2 separate regions of the Mus musculus genome follow, and region 2 is linked to region 1. The links are chromatin loops, found by intact Hi-C in ENCODE. Cell type or tissue: heart. All regions are shown on one strand. Links, peaks and the distances in the headings refer to the core of each region. The heading gives the core; the rest is flanking DNA.

What was found. Peaks named below come from ENCODE experiments on the same cell type or tissue, not always from the same donor. Only the 100,000 strongest peaks of a DNase experiment are listed, where the experiment ranks them.
Region 2: it touches region 1 in a loop (5-fold over the local background); 28 of 42 quality-filtered maps call a loop at or near these places.

What each region holds. Positions count from the first base shown.
Region 1 is chr2:35,294,131-35,302,469 of GRCm38, reverse strand. Gsn (gelsolin) reads right to left here. Exons shown (of 17, transcript NM_146120.4): 7 at 7,403-7,535; 8 at 6,257-6,345; 9 at 5,889-6,104; 10 at 3,542-3,675; 11 at 914-1,004. Among named protein-coding and RNA genes, the nearest start is that of Gsn, 16 kb to the right of the region's middle. In heart, for the core only: no CTCF peak of the experiment used is centred there; DNase peaks (open chromatin) are centred at 249, 3,566 and 4,349; H3K27me3 peaks cover 746 bases.
Region 2 is chr2:35,344,659-35,352,997 of GRCm38, reverse strand. No RefSeq gene overlaps it. Among named protein-coding and RNA genes, the nearest start is that of Stom, 12 kb to the right of the region's middle. In heart, for the core only: a CTCF peak has its summit at 3,602 (motif pointing right); a DNase peak (open chromatin) is centred at 6,817.

The DNA.
Region 1 (8,339 bases), core at 222-8,221:
GTCAGCTTTTCTTTTTCTTTTTAATGGTCCTGGACCATTCCTCCAGGAAGGCCACCACACTGTGTCTGACTATGGTTGGGGGCACTGTGCAGGGAACAACATCAATCATACTCTGCAGCACCACAGTACTGAGAAGAGAAAGTTGGAGATGATGTCACTGCTCAGGCCCCCTGGGTGCTGTTTTCCCACCATCCATCCCTGTGAAGCCTTGCCTTACAGCCCCTGAGTCCGGTCCAAAAACCAGGGAAGTCCAAGTTTATAAACATGACCTTAAAAGGAAGGACGGAGTGCTTGAGTACATTCTTTCAGAATGCTGAGGTCAGTCCCAGACACATGAAAGCGTGAGGGAATGCAAAGAGCCTTTCGGGTCTGGAGGCACCACTGTACCCCATATGGCCCCAACTTCCAACTTTCCCCTATCTCTAGCCTGTCTTCTTACTTAGATCTAAACACAGCACATAGATTTCCTGTCCTAAATGTGCCCTGCAGGGATCAACTGTGTCATCCCCTGGTGGACAACCAAGGGAGATATATATATCTGGATACAGACATTAAGTCTAGTGCATAGGGGCCATGCATAAACGTTTATTGCATGGGTAGGTGAGTAGATAGACAGATGGATAGATGTATGGGTGGGTGAGTGGATGGATGGATGGATGCGTGGGTGGGTGGATGGATGGATGGATGGATGGATGATGGATAGGTGGATGGGTGGATGGATGGATGGATGGATGGGTGGATGGATGGATAAGTGGACAGGTGGATAGATGGATGGGTGGATGGATGGGTGGATGGATGGGTGGATGGATGGATGATAGATGGATGACGGATGAACGGATGGATAATTAGGCAGCTAAGTGAGCAAACAGATGAAGTCCTGACTGAAGCCATAAGAGGCAATACTCTGGCTCACCTGGACAGGAGTTCCTCCCAGCTCCTCATCCAGCTGGGCAGTCAGGATGGCAGAAGCAGCAACCTCATCCTGGGTAGACTGGGCACCCTGCCTAGAAGAGGGAGAAAGACTCAGCTCTAGTTTCCATAGTTCCTAGTTTATGGGCCTCTTTCTTGCTCTGAGCTCTAGTAACCCATGAAGCTGCTTGTTGTAGGGGTGACCTGGGATGGAAAAGTGCAGGGACTGTGGGGAGAGCCAGAGACAGCAGCTTTGTCAACCTGCCTACTCCTAGCTCAGGTACACCGGGAAGATTCCCTGTCCTAAATGTGCCTGCGGAACTCCCTGGGTCCTCTGATAGACATACAAAGAGCGTACTGAGACTCAGATGCACAAAAGTAGTCGGGGCATTTGCTGGTATAAAAAGACAGAAACAGCTGGCATGATGTGTGCCATCTGTGAGGAAAGACACCAGTCAATCACCCTCATGGGGACATGTGAAAAGGACTCCTGGATGTGTGCTGTGTGTGGTAACTTCCCTGAGAGGGAGAGTTAGGGAGACTCAAGGTCCCCCCACCTCAGCTTCTTGCCAAGGCTGGGCCTTATATTGTCCCTGGCACACACCATATGTCAAAAAGCCTCCTAAGACGTTTGAATCGTATGTTGAACTTAGTGATACAGGACTGCAGTTTCAGCTACCTGGGGAATTAAGGGAGGAGGATTGCAAGTTCAAGGCCTGCATGGGCAAATTAGTGGGGCTCTGTCTCAAAATAAAAGGTAAAAAATGGTATCACTGGCAGTGGCTTGCCTAGCATATGCTAGGCTCTGGGTTCAAACTTCAGCATCCCCATGTCCCTGCAATAACGATATCTGTATTTAGCTTTTAAATGCTGATGCTCTCAGTCAGACAGCAGTGGTACACTCCTTTAGTGACAGCACTTGGGAAGTGAAGGCATGTGGATATCTGTGAGTTCAAGGACAGCCAGGGCTACACTGAAAATCCCTGTCTCGCTCGAAAAACCGAAACAAACAAACAAAACAAAACAAGATAAACAAGCAAACAAAAAGCAGAAGCTTTTAAAAATATGGGATTGCCAGACAGTGTGTGCACTTGATTCCTGGGTACCACTCTTCAGGGGCTACGGTCATAAAGGAGCGGTAATCGGTGTCACAGTCCCAGAAGGCTTAGGAGACCCCTTGGGGTCCTAAGCCCTAGAGATGTCCCATGGGATCTTGGGTTAGGGCCTGGGCCAGGAAAGACTGAGGAATGCGGACCTGGTGACACAGAGTAGACACAGACAGATGCACAGCACTGCATCAGCCGGCCCACGGCTGCCTGGGCTGTGAAAGGAAGCAGGCGGGGCAGAACTTATGTGAGAACTGACCAGGGTTTCTTGCTTTGGTTTCTTTTGTGGGTTTTTTTTTTTTCAACTCTTCAGTAGGTCTAAAATTATTTCAAAATGAAACTTCAATGGAGAAGAAATATGACAACTATTATTCAGACAAAAGTCTGAGAGTGTCTAGTAACAGGGTCACCAGTATGTTATTGTTTATCTTTCAGTACTAGGGGAGGGACCCAGAGCCGCCAGCATGCACACAAGTGTTCTGCCACTGAGCCACACCCTGACCCCCAATGCAAACTTAAAGTAAAAAAAAAAAAACAACACTTTATAAACTATCCATGAGTTTTAACAACACAATCTGCTTAGGTGGATCCAGGGAAACAGGGACTCCTGCATGTAGCTGGCAGGAGTACAGGGATATGAAAGGCCCAGGCACTAGCCAGGGAAACTGGAGCTATCTATCAAAATGACTGACAGGTCCATTGACTGGCAATCCACTCCTGGGAACTCATCATAGAGACTTCTCTACACACCCACCTGTTGCTTAAAGTCACTGACACTGATGAGACAGCGGACTAGCACCCAAGCATGCATGGGTGTGGGAGCTTGTCAGTAAACCACAGTACAGCAACCCAAAGGGATGGCATGGCTGTTAGACACACACCCACTCCAGGAAGCTGTAAATTTCCAGGAAGGTAATAGCCAAAAGGCCAGCTACAGGGAAATGTGCTTAGTGTGCGCTTACATTATACATCCTTCCAGTAATCATGCAAAAAGGATAAATAAAAATTGCCAAACTGGTCAAGAGGAAAGGGTGGGGCTTGGCAGATGAGTCACAGGTGTAACGGAAAGTTCAGAATGACACCTTTGGGCTTTGCTTTGGATCTGGAGCAATGTGATTCTATGTTCTTCTGTAAAACAATTATTTAAATGATTGATATAATTAATAATTATAATTTAAATAATTATTATAATTTAAATAATTATAATTGATATATATGTATATATCACATATTTCTGTAGTATAGAATAATCTGTAATTATTACAACAGAAGCCTCTGGAAAGATAAATTAGTATTAGCACTTGGCACTGCCTGGCAAGAGCTGCTGGGTTGGTGTGTCTCTGTCCCTAAGTTGGGCATGACAAGAAGTTCAGGGTTGTGACTCTGCTTGAGAACGGGCCCCAGCAAGGTATGGCTGTCCAAGCTCAGGCCTCTATACTCCAGACTCCCTTTGTCAGCATATTCAGGCACAGTTATGGCTCCACAAACTCCCCCCTAAGACTCAGCAGTTAGCCCAGGCTCCTCACCAGTTGTAGATGATCTGTCCCTGGCGGCCACCGTGGCGGTAGTTGTACAGAATGATGTAGCTGTCGCCTCCATAGAACTGCCCGTATGTGGCAGGGTCCACTGGCACCTTGTTGGAACCTTCAATTCTCCAGATCTGCAGAGGCAGAGCTGAGGTCAGACACTGCAGTGTGCCCTCTGTCACCCTGGGCAAGCTGGGACCCCAGTATAGTGGACAGTGTGGAGAACAGGACAAGTTTTTCATGGGAACGCGGTGCCATCCAGGCCCAAGCAAAGTTAAATAAAGTTAAATAATTTGCCCGGCGCTCAGAGCCCTTGAGAGGCACAGCAGGATATGATCGCAGAGTTCCCGCTCTACCTCTTCCCACCACGTCTGACCAGATGATCTGTTTCTCCCCCCTGAAAAGCCCCTCAAGACAGCTCTAGATTAGAAGATTGAGCCAAGCCTGAGTCAAACCTAAGCCATGCCCCCTGAGAGGTCATATGACTTCCGATGGCCCCTCTCAGAGCCTCAGCTTTCTCACCTGAAAAGTGATGGTGACAACAGCCATAAATGGTGTCAAGCCTTCCATTCTAGTCATGAAGATGCCATGATGCCCCTACCACAAGCTAGCTCTATTAGGCCCAACTGCCATTAACAGGATCGGCATTATATCACCAGTATTTCCACTCTCCCTATGGATTTTATAGGTCACTTTATTCATCGGGGCCATAGTTGGGTGGGCTCATAATGACCTCCCTCTGCAGGCAGATCTGTACAAACAGCGCTAGCAACCAGTCATCGGGAGGCCCTCCAGTGACACCTAGTGGTCAAGTGGAGGCACTGAGCCCGCAGCATGGAGTCTTGGAGGTGAGGAGCATTTGAGGCTCAGAGAGGTTGAGTAAATGGCCAGGCTCAACTCTCTGTCTACCAAACGCTTTCGCTGCCTCCTCTGCACACTGGCCAGTAGTACGGAGAGAACAGCACCCGTGACAGTAATGGTGACTGTCGCTATGCCTCTTAGGGGAACAGTGGACGCTGACCTGGAATGGACTCTGGGCCCCAAGCATCTATGAGCACACCTCCACCTCTCCACCTGCACCCTGTCTCCCCACTCCCGGGTGCTTTATCTCTCCCCTAACCGATCAGAACGACCCCTCCCCATTCCCAGATGTTCTAGCTCATGTTTCTACCTCTTACCTATTTTTTATGGCGGGCCTTTAAAGCACAGAACCAAATCTGTCATACATCTACTAAAACCAAAAGAAAACCCAAGCTATTTTATTACTGCCGTACCCCATGTGCTGCACTCATGGTCCCTCTGGCACCATGCTCCTCAAAAAACAGGTCCTGCCTGGAATGTGTCCCTACTCCCTCACAGCAAACTCCCGCTCCTACTGTGCTAGCCAATCCCAGCCACCCCATTCCCACTGCCTTCCCTGTGTTCCCACAAAATCCCAGAGGTTCCCTTCAGCTCCGGGAACAACGGATTTCAAGACTCTACTGTGGCTGTGGTCACCTCCCTTCCCACCCAGGCACTCCTGGGGAGGAAGATGGAGTCTGGGAGCCTGGCACACAGTAGGTACTCAGGGAATGTTGATTGTTAAAAATCAAACAAACAAAAAAAGTGGAAGTGAAGAATCTCATGTACCACAGGCTGTGGTGTAAACTTGGGAGAAACACCCTCGGGGCGGTAGAGGTTGGGTGTGAGCTATAGCAGGTAGAGAGACAGGGAAGGGAGGCATCTAGCCAAAGCCAGCCCAGGCACAGTGACACTGTAACAAGTACTTAGAAACTGCTTTTTGTTAGAAAGCACTGGCTCACAGGGTAACTGAAGCCAGGAGAACACGGAATTCTCCATCTTGTTTAGGTCTGCATCACTTGCTCAGCTCTGCTTATAGACACGTTACTTCAAGAGGAGTCTCGCAGACCTATCTCATCTGCCTTTGCTCCTTCAAGGCTGAAGGCACTCAGATAAGTCATTGCCCTGAACCTGTGCTCACTCTTGAGGAGCTCGTCGCCTCCAGTGATGGGGAATATCCAAGAGAGCGGGGCGCACCCTGGAGTCAAACTGGCCTCGATATGCAGACTAGATATCAGATGATTAACCACGCCATGCTTGGCCCAAGACTGCTTATTCATACACACCTCTAGCCCCAACTCTCCCTATATCTAAACCCAAAGCTCAAGTCAGTGCTGTGAAGATGGACTTGGGGGAGGGCTTGGGGCCCCTTTTTTTTGTTCTCCCCAGTTTGACTACATTGATAAAGCCTCAATCTGCCCTTCTCTATCCTTTAGCTGGTGTAACGGGGCCAGTGACTGAGCCTGGGCTGTGGAATTCTTTGCTGTAGAACTGTGGTTGCAATTACCTGTTTCTGGCCAGTTCCATCATCATCCATGCCGTGCTGAGCGGCCATGGCGGTGGAGGTGTGCAGCGTAGCAGCATCGAAAGGTACGCGCTCCACGTTGGCAATGTGGCTGGAGAGGTAGCCCAGGCCGGGGCCGTCTGTCTGGTCTGGGTCCCGCCAGTTCTTGAAGAACTGCTTAAAGAGAGGGGTCTCACCGCCCTCTGGGAGAACTGAAACCTGGGAAGGGAAGAGAGGCTTAGGATGTGGCCAGGCTGCCTAGCAGGGGTCTTAGGGAGCCTCAGGGGCTGGTTGGTCCCTGAGGAGGATGGGGGACCCTCTCCATCCCTCACCCCCACTGAACATGCTTCTCCCTGACATGAGAACCTCACCTGGGTCTGCCTGGGGTACTGCATCTTGGAGATGAAGTCAGAGGCTGTTTTGAGGGCAGCCTTCCGCTCCTCCATGTTGGCCTGCTTGCCTGCCAGAAATCAGAATAACAATGTAAGGCTAGTAGCCAGAGGTCCCTGGAAAGGGGTAGCCAGTCCACCTCCCTGTTCTCCTTACATTTAGACAATAGCCAGAGAGCATCACCCCTAATCCCTGAGGGTTCCTAGCTCCAAGAGACACTCCCCATCTCCTGGCCAATAACAGCAACCATGATAACCACTGTGGTCAATTTACTGAATACAGATTCGGCGCTAGAATGACACTCAGATTATTCCATTTAATCCACACAACAGCCTTAAATCACGAAAGTCATGGCTGATTTGTGCCCTCTCATATATAAGGAAACGGGATCTCAGAGAAATCATAGGAAATTAGCCAGCCACATTGGTACAGACACCCAGGCTGCACACTTTACACAGAAGCCTCTTTCCAAGGCAAGGTGATCCTGCCTATCCACTGCCTGGCCTCTGTTCCAGCCCTTGAGAGCCTTTAAGAGTCAGGTGAGGCCCTGGCCAGTCCATGCCCACATCCCTCAGACAGACAGCCCAGACTCAAGGAGCCTCTCAAGTTCTTGCTGTCCCTACTCACTTCCCTCCCTCCCGTCTTCCCAGCATCAGTGTCAGAGGAAGCACTGGGGGTCTTCTCAGACATCTCTGGGCTCTCACAGGAGCCACCCATTCATAAGGACTTCCCTGGTGACTCCTGGTGCAATCTCCTTCACAAAAGGCCCTGATACCCAGCAGAGAGTTCCAAGTCTTATAATAACATATTGCTTAACCCCATTCAGCATGCTGGGGCTCAGGTAGCACAGAGCTCAATCTACACACACACACACACACACACACACACACACACTATATGGTATCCATTAACTTCTTGGAGGACTGATCTTGTCACACAATTGGCAAACACTCATTTGAGCCCAAACAGGGACTTGGGCCCAGCAAGGGCCTAAGATCACACAGTGAATCAGCTGCAAAATGAGACATTGATTCAGGATCCCAGGTGCCTTCATTGTCCCAGCAGCCTCTGTTCCCCCTGGGACTGAGATTCTAGAAACCTGTGGTGACCTAGGACCCGCCCCATACCTTTCCAAACAAAGATTTTCCCATCTCTGCCATGGTCCAGGATGAAGCAGTCCTCAGATCTCAGGGCGCCCTGGGCGAAGGGGTTCTCATCAGCCACTAGGGAGACTGACATGCTACCTGCACCGTTGGAGACCTGTGGGGACAGAGACGAGAGCATGTGAGCACCAGAGACAGGCAGGGGCGCAGATCAACATCCATGCCCACCAGCTCTGAGCACACTCACGCTCTTCCACCTTCCATGTAACACAGATGCTACTGCACCTAGAATAGGAAGGAGGGTAAGTGGAAGGAAGGGAGGAGGAACTTGAGGCCAAGCATGTAGCTCACAGTTGGTGGAGTGCTGGCCTAGCATGCACGAACCCTGGGGTTCTATTCTCCTAGCACCACATAAACCAGGGGTGGAGGTGCACACCCGCAGTCCCAGAACTCAGGAGGTAGAGGCAGGAGATCAGAATTTTATCCTTACCTATGTAGAAAGTTGAAGGTCAGCCCAGGATATGTGAGACTTTGCCTTAGTAAAAGTGTGGGGGCTCGGACAAGATGTAGAGTTTGCTGGGAAGCTTTTGAAATCATGAATAACGGAAAGAAAAATGTCAACCGGCAAACATGATGTGCCAGCCTGGACCATGCTTGGAACGAACTTGGGAGAACCAGAATCATGCCTAGAATTGGTGGGCAGCATTGGCCAGTCTCAGGCTCTTAGCTGACAAATGTGCCTGCTTACTTACGTTAGGCTAAGGAGAAGCGGGATGGGGGGTTATGCACTATCTGCAATATTCCCATAAATCTAAGAAATTCCAGTATAAAGAATTCATTTGACTTAGAAACAAGAGGTGTCCACTAGCCAAGATTTCACAAGACCACTTTGGGTAAGCAGGGATTTCTGAGTCCCCGGGGATGGAGATTCAAGAGCTGGGGACTGACACATAACAAAGTC
Region 2 (8,339 bases), core at 141-8,140, 51 kb before region 1:
AAGGCAGGCTCTTTCCAACAGAGCTCACTAGTATTTATCCTCTGACATGAAAATGTCTGCAGAGGGAACGAGAACCCGGAAGTTCGGCCATAGGAAGCTCATTCGTGCAGATCAGCACAATTGAGAGCCCCTGCTTCAAATCCCCCAGTCCATTTCTGCTGTGTATCTGTAAGCTGTGACTTTGAAGAAGTTCTCTCTCTATGTTGCTATTTGTTCTTTTACTTGGAAGTCTCACTTGAGGCTACCTTCAACTCTTCCAAAGACTTTATCAGGAATGCCACCTGGTGGCATTCCCAGGGTTTCCTGGTGGATCTCCGCTGGGTGTCTGGAGACCTCAATTTGATGATGTTTTGCTGTTGATCCACCCTTGATATTTATTGCCTTACTCTGGGCCTTTTTATATACTCAAGAAATTATCCATTCTAAACCAGAAGTATGCCTATGGTAGATCATTCTCCAAATTGTATAGAAGAATACATATTAGCCAGCATTTACCAATAAAGGGTAGTGAAAAGAATGGAAACACACACACACACACACACACACACACACACACCACCTCAAGGCAGATCTTAACTCCATCTACTGATTCAAATGCTAGTCTCTTCCACAAACACTCTCACAGATACACTCAGAAAAAGTGTTTTAGCCTCTGTCCGATTGCACTTTAACTCACTCAAGTTCAGGCATAGAACCGACTATCATGGGTTATCTCCATGACATCTGGGGAAAGTAAAGCCATGAAGACAATGAGCTGATGGCCAGGGGACATGAGGGACCTGAAGGCAGGATGTCTGAATAGCAACAAGCACAGCACAGGAATCTCCAATGTGAGATTATCCCATATGATGCTGTATCAGTGGCTCTGTGTCATTATTCACGCATTAAACTCACAGAATTTGAAAGCCCAGAATGAACTGGGGCTGCAATCAATGCCTGTGGGCTTTTGGTTTTGTTTTTCAAAATCTCACAGAAGACCAAATGTTAAAAGGTGGATGGCGAGAAGCGCATAGAACTACCTCACTGGAAAGGAAGAGAAGAAAATGCACTAGTGTAACTTTGGAATTCAGGGAAGGATCTCTAGGAAGGAAAGGACTGTAAGTCTAAAAACAAAAACAACTGTACACAAAGATTGGACTCGGGGGCTGGAAAGATGGCTCAGCAGTTAAGAGCACTGACTGCTCTTCCATTTGTGAAGGTCCTGAGTTCAGATCCCAGCAACCACATGGTGGCTCATAACCATCCATAATGAGATCTGACTCCCTCTTCTGATGTGTCTGAAAACAGCTACAGTGTACTTAGATATAATAATAAATAAATCTTTAAAAAAAAGAGATTGGACTCTAGTTGATAAAATTGTTTCTGAAACAGAAGCTAAAAGACAGAGCTTCCAATGGGACAGTTTGAATAAGAAGATAATGCAAATGTATTCTAACTCCAGCTATAAAATAATTATCCATGTGGATCTGGAAAGCTAAATAATTGCAAAATAACTTCAAATAAATCATGTAGACACTCAGTTCTCAAGGAGACAGAGAAAAAACTTTCCACTCATTAACTGCATTTGCATAAAGAGACGTCTTTCCAAAGCTATCATCATAGAAGCTGGAAGAAAAAGTAACTTTGCAATGGAGCAAATAAAACTATCACAGTCATATCAACAGGCATAAGTTGTGTTAATGTCATGCACCCCTTATATGGTGGAATGGCTCCTTGTTACCAATTGAACTACATCCCTCCAGAAAATGCGTTACAATTCTGAACTGTGGCCAATCTGAATGAAACTGAAAAGAAGGGCCACAGTTTAACCTCCAGACAGAGAAAACAGTCACATGAAAACAGAGAGAAAAATTAAAGCACATTTTACTCATTCGTTTATTGTGTATGTATGTGTATGGTGTGTGTGTGTGTGTGTATGTGTGTGCGTGTGGTGTATTGATGTGTGTGAGTGCAGACACACTTGTGTTGCAACATGAACTTTAATTATTCATGCGTCAGTTAAAGGACATTTAGGCTGATGCCATTTCCTACCTATTATGAATGAAGCAACGTGAACATGCTGAGCAAGTGTCTTGGCAGGAGGATGCTGGTACCTTTGCATAGACATCAAAGAGTGGTCCAGCTGGGCCATGCGGAGGAGCTACTTTTAGCTTTGCGAAGTGATTTCCAGAGTGGCTGTATCAGTCTGCAATCTCACCAGTGGTGAGTGAGTGAGCACCCCCTTTCATCCTCTCCAAAACTTATTGAGAATTTTCTTTCTTTCCCTTTTACTTTTTGGTAGGGGGCAGACCAATAAGTTTATTTATTGAGTCGTTGGAGGAATATGGATGAAGTTAAAGGAGCATGGGTAACTGAGATGCATCTGCATGACTGGAGAAATCACACGTGACTATGAGGTGACGACCTTACCGAAACAGAGTCTGTGGGGTACCCCATTCAGTCAGCCTCACACCTCCTGTATGCTCTAGTACCACCTAAGACACATGAGAGTCCAGTGACTTCCCACCCCTCTGCATCTAGAGTGTTCACAGACCTGTTACTATTACCATACACCTAGCTATCTCTGTCCTAGATTATTTTATTGCCACCATTACAGAGGCCAGTGTAATAACCAGTGTAGACGCTGGTCATGCTATGCCCAGAGGAAGCAGCTATACCACAACAACCCCTTTCCGAAAGAGACACTGATAAAGAAGCCTACTAATGAGTCTCGGGGAGAATAATGCATCCTTAAGAGTGAGAGGCACAAGGACGCCAGGTCAGAAGCATGGGTAGTTTTAAATAAACTAGAATATTTGTAAATGAAATTACCCTGCAGGCCAGCAAGCCCCAAGGGCATGGAAACTGCAGAGATGGCTCAGCAATCAAGAGCGCTTACCAATCTTGCAAAAGACCCAGGTTCAACTCATTCGCACAATGGCAGCACCCAGTGCCTTGAAACTCTGGTTCTAGAGGATCCAACGCCCTCTTCCAACCTCTGCAGGCTTTCACATGCTCAAGCATGCACACACACAAATTTAAAGTAATTTTAAGTGAGATGATAATTAAATAAAAGATAAAACAAAAACTAACACATCGGAATTTGACAAAGCAAACAGAAGGAGCTTGTCTGCTTTTAGTTCTGTTATGGAGAGGTGGTTAAGTCGGTCCTATACACACTCAGTGTTGATTTTTGTTTCGAGGGACAGGGTGATTCCAATTCAGTGGTAACCAGGAGAGCTTACAGTTGTGATGCATAGCTGGGTTTGCTTTGCCTGAACTGGTGCACAGGCTGTAATACTGAACTAAACCTGGGAGTGTGGGGACTGGGAGGCACAGGAGTGGGGTGGGGTGGGGGGACTGACTGCTGCACAACCTGAGCTAGGCATCGTGGGAATAGTGAGACTTCATTGGAGGACTAGGGTGTGGGTGATTCACCAGGCTGGGCTGGTGCGTTAGATACAAGACCAAGAAACCCTGGAAGGTAGGAACAACAGGGTGTTTAGAGGGGCACCCTGAGAGGACAAGCTTTCTGCCTTCTATTAAACCTAACTGGGCCAAGAAGTACATGAACATGAACATGAACACTAGATGGCACACCATAGAAAGTAACTAACTGATTATCACTTGTAAAATGAAGCTGCCTCTAGGGGAGCCTGTTGATGTCGACTTGGTGGTAACTGGAATTCTACTGATTAACGTCTTCTGTGTGGTAATTCTGCGCTCCTACATATTCCCTCTGCTCTCCTGTGTTCCAGTAAAGCTGGTCAAATTCTTTCTCCTTCGATATTCACCCAAATCCTTGCAAACTTTCCAACTTGTCAGCAACTGAAGTCAGCAGTGCACCGGTGCTTTCCAACGAGCAGAAACCATGTTGAAGGAGATGACTTACAGTACCCTCACATTCTGCTAAGGCAGTCACGGATGAGCAGGGCGGTTCTTTTCTGTCTCGCTTTGGATCCCCCTGGAATGCTAGACTAGATGTGCTGTGGAATGGATCTGAATGGAGGGGCCATGCAACATTAAGAAATAACATTTCCTTGTCCCACTGAATATCCTTTACTGGGTCACAGTCACTAGAAAACTTCAGGGCATAGGAATAAGCCCTGACACTCATCTGCCCCCAAGTCACATTAGGCTGTGGCAGCCATCTTGTCTCAGTTACAGTGTTGGAAGTCTCAAATCCCAGATAATTAGGGTCTAGAGTAAACAAAGCAGCAAGTGGCTCTACATTAGACCTAGATCTACCTGAACCCCATGTGAACTCAAGCCAGGGAAAGCTGGAGAGATGGCTCAGGAGTTAAGACCACTGGCTGCTCTTTCAGAGGATCCAGGTTCGGTTCCCCACTTTGCTCTTTCAGCATAGCACTGTTTTGGCTTTTGGGGATCTTTTGTGCTTCCGTATGAATTTCAGGGTTTTTTTTTCCTAGTTCTATGAAAACCATATTGGAATTCTGATGACGTCTGCACTGAGCCCCTGGAACACCGTTAGCCCTGTGGTCATTTTCAGAGTACTAAAATGCAGACTACAAAAGAAAGACTATGTGAAGTCTTTCCTCTTCTGTCTTCCTCAGATTCTTTCTTCAGTGTTTTAAAGTCTTTATTGTAGAGGTCTTTCCCTCCCGGTTAAGTTTATTCATAGCTTATTTTCTTTCCCTGATTATTTTACATTCTCTTTCTCCTGAGCCAGCCTCCAGCGAATGATAGAATCCAGTCCACCATTCCTGGGGGTTTGAATCGCGTTACCGAGGCTTCCCCCTTAGTTTTCATTATCATCGGTGGAATCACCAAGAGCTATCCCCTGGTTTTTCTCCTTTCTCTTTTCAGCTGCCACCCTCTTTCCTTTTAACTAGAGAGGATCACTCTTCCCACAAAATACAAGTCAGTGAGAATGGGGGGAGGGGGAGAAAATATGATGAAAAAAGTTACTTTCTCTTCAACCACTTAACAAAGGACAGATGGTAGGGAAACACCACATATTGATTGATATTTCCAACACACACACACATGCATGCACATATGCACATGCACACTCATGCACACACACACATGCACGCACGTGCATGCACATGCACACACACGTGCACACTTCAAAGAAGAACCTCAACCTTATAACACATTGTTTCTTTGCCAATGTTGAGTTTTCAGTAGACTGTGCAGTCATATCAGTTGTTTGCGTTGGTTTCAAATGATAGGTGCATGTGGCAAGATTAGCCGTTTCCGTAGCTTAAACGTTTTAGTTACACTCTTTTGTTGTGTCCCACGGTCAGAAACTGTATTAAGTAGAATATCATGACAATGGACAGGGATTGTGTGGCTGTACTTGCAAAAACAGTTGAACTGGAAAAGTGACTCCATGCCCAACTGTTTGTTTATTTTAGTTTTTAAAAACTTCTTCCATAGTGGGAAGGATACACTACTCAATCATTTCTGTCTCCATTACAAGGCCTCCGCCAGGGTATCTGTTCATGGCTGTCCATGCAATTCCTTTCTCTTGTGCTCTTTTCTGAAAGATCCATTCATGTATCTCATTTTCAATCTTCCTTGTTAACAATCTCTCAAAAATGTTCTTTTCAAGTTTCTGACCAATGATTAAAGATCTGATTTCTATAAATAAGTGCAGACCTGTATCACCTCTTCTTCTGGGCCATAGTTACAGCTAGATACACTGCTCAAAGTCCTAATGTCTGGAACAATAGCTCTTGACTATCCCTCTTCGTTGGCATCCCAGTGTGAATATACTTGTACTACCATAAGATAGAGATGATTTTTTTTGAATGAAGCCCAAGTTTTTATTCTTCCTTCAACATGGAACGCCCATGACACCGGTGTCACGTGGAAGGTGAAAAGGGGACCAGAGGCAGCAATAGTAGATGCTGTGGGTGACAGAACCATGTATGCCTTCATGTAAGAACGTGTGCTGTCTGCACTCACTGGAGTCTGGCTTACACATAATTTCTGTCTGATGATAGACAGCTACTGTGCATGTCCAGCCTTGGCACAGTATTTAACACATTGCCTGAACAACTACTGCTCAAGATGGGTGGTGAAGGTAATGGTTTAGAATTCCCCATTAAACATTGTTTCTTCCAGGGTACAACAGAGTCTGCTATGGATGTCTCAAACAAGAATAAATGGTTCTCTCAGAAGAAGTTAGCATTGGTGTGATCTCAGACTTTAGATATTTGTTTGGTAATTTTCCTGTTGAGTCTTGCTCTCAGAAGCCACACAATGTTTTTAACCACTGACACTCTGGGCACTGTTGGATAGGCTTAGAAAAGCCTAGTGACTTGCAACACCCATAGAGAGTCTTCACCTGCCCTGGGCATGTTCCAGAAGCAGCGGTCATGTTTCTTGTTATTAATAAGTCAGACTAGTGCTTACAAACAGGGTTTCTGTTGTCTTGAGACAATGGGAGTCTTACAATTGACACTCTGGGGATCCTAAATGTGGAAAAGATTCCACACATCCTTTTGATAACGCGACAGGACATGAATGGCTGTTACCTACCCATATGTGATTGTACATAAAACAGCACAGTTTGCTAGGCAGGAACATCTTGGACTTATATTAATTAACGTAGGAAAATGTGTGTGCATCTTTGTGGGTCTACACACACAAAGGGACAGAGTTGAATTGCTTCTTCACTACTTCTTGTCCACATGAAAGGCTTTATTCTAACAAAAACCCTCTTTCCAATTCTGATGAGAATTTACCAAATAGAAGTCAGTCTAGAAAACAGAACTGCAGAAGCAAAGGCCTACGTGTGGTTCTGGCAGAAGCCATGAGTTCACTGTAAGCAGGAAGTGCGCTGGAGAGATGAGAGAGAAACTGGAAGGGCTGGGTGGGGCTAGACTGTGGGATTTCTGTATTAGGCTAGGAACATGGACAGCATTCTGTGGGCTGAGGGGATGGAGTGACCAATTTCCATAGGCTGTAGCCTGGACTGCAACCTCATCACAGGCCTTAAAGATTACAGCAATGGCACAAAACAAAAGCTATTGTCATTTGTAGATTATACCCACAGAAGAATTACAACAATATTAGCCACAGAATAACAGAAATTAGTGTGATCAAAAATGTTTCTCTGAAATTTTTATCTTCCAGATAAAGGTGGCAGATTAAATATAACAATACAACCTCTGAAATCCTGCTAAAACATAATAAATGGATTTGTTTTATTTATTTATTTTATTACTTATCTTTTTATTTTGGCTTTTCAAGACAGAGTTTCTCTGTGTAGCCCTGGCTGTTCTGGAACTCACTCTGTAGACCAGGCTGGCCTCAAACTATATAGATCCACCTGCCTCTGCCTCCGGAGTGCTGGGATTAAAAGCATGTGCCACCCAGCTGTAAATGGATATTTTAAATCCCACAACCCTACCAGTACACAGAGATAACAGAATTTTAGAAGCCATCCTCAAGGTTTCTACTTGAAACTACTGTGGGAAAAGTAGAGCTCTCAAATGGCATACAGCACATAATCTTACAAAGAGATCCTCCAAGCTGACCTGTACTCCTCAAAGTGTCTAAGGTCAACAAAAAGACAGACCCAGCACGTCATAGATTAGACACGAAGGAGTTAAGACAGCCAAATGCACTGTGAGTTTCTCAAATGGAAAAAGAACATCGATGGGAAACTGGTGACATCCAAATGAACTCTGGTTTGGTTATTGGTGGGACTTACAGTCGTCTCTTCATTTTGATAAACACGCCATGATTATGTGCAGTGTTAACAGGAGAGAAGGCTGGGTGGAACGCATATGGGAACTTTTTCTCCCATCTGTTAAGACTCTCTTGTAAACTTAAAAATGATTTCATTATCAAGCTTTGAGACTAAGCCAACACTGAAAGGAGAGAGAGCACGCGCTCATGTTCCCTCTCTCACCCAGTGCACTGGGCGGTCATTTCTAGCATTGATGGTCTCCAGAGTACAGACCGGCATGACTAGGTGTGCACGGCTGTGGTCCTGGGAAAGCGGGACATGAGCTGAGCATGCGTGCACACCTTGGTGATGCTGACCTTAGGGTAGATGGTGGGGCTGCACGCACGGTAAGACTCTGCATGTCCAACAGGGACAGGATCAACTTAGGGAAGAACACGTGGGTGTCTCCGTCCTGCAGTCGGGGCTAGTGGAAATTGCATTTTGCTCCGAACTTCAACTTCCACTTGTTTATTGATAATACTTGAGGCAGCCACGGACTCTTATATTAGCCTATTCCTGCCGTTTTGTTATAATCGCTTATTAGTTTAAAAAAGGTCTTATGTCAGTTCTTTGAGACTTTTCTATATGATTTTGTTTTTTCCTTCCCACACCTATGCCTTCTGTTTCCTTTCTGCATTACTATTATTGTTGTTAT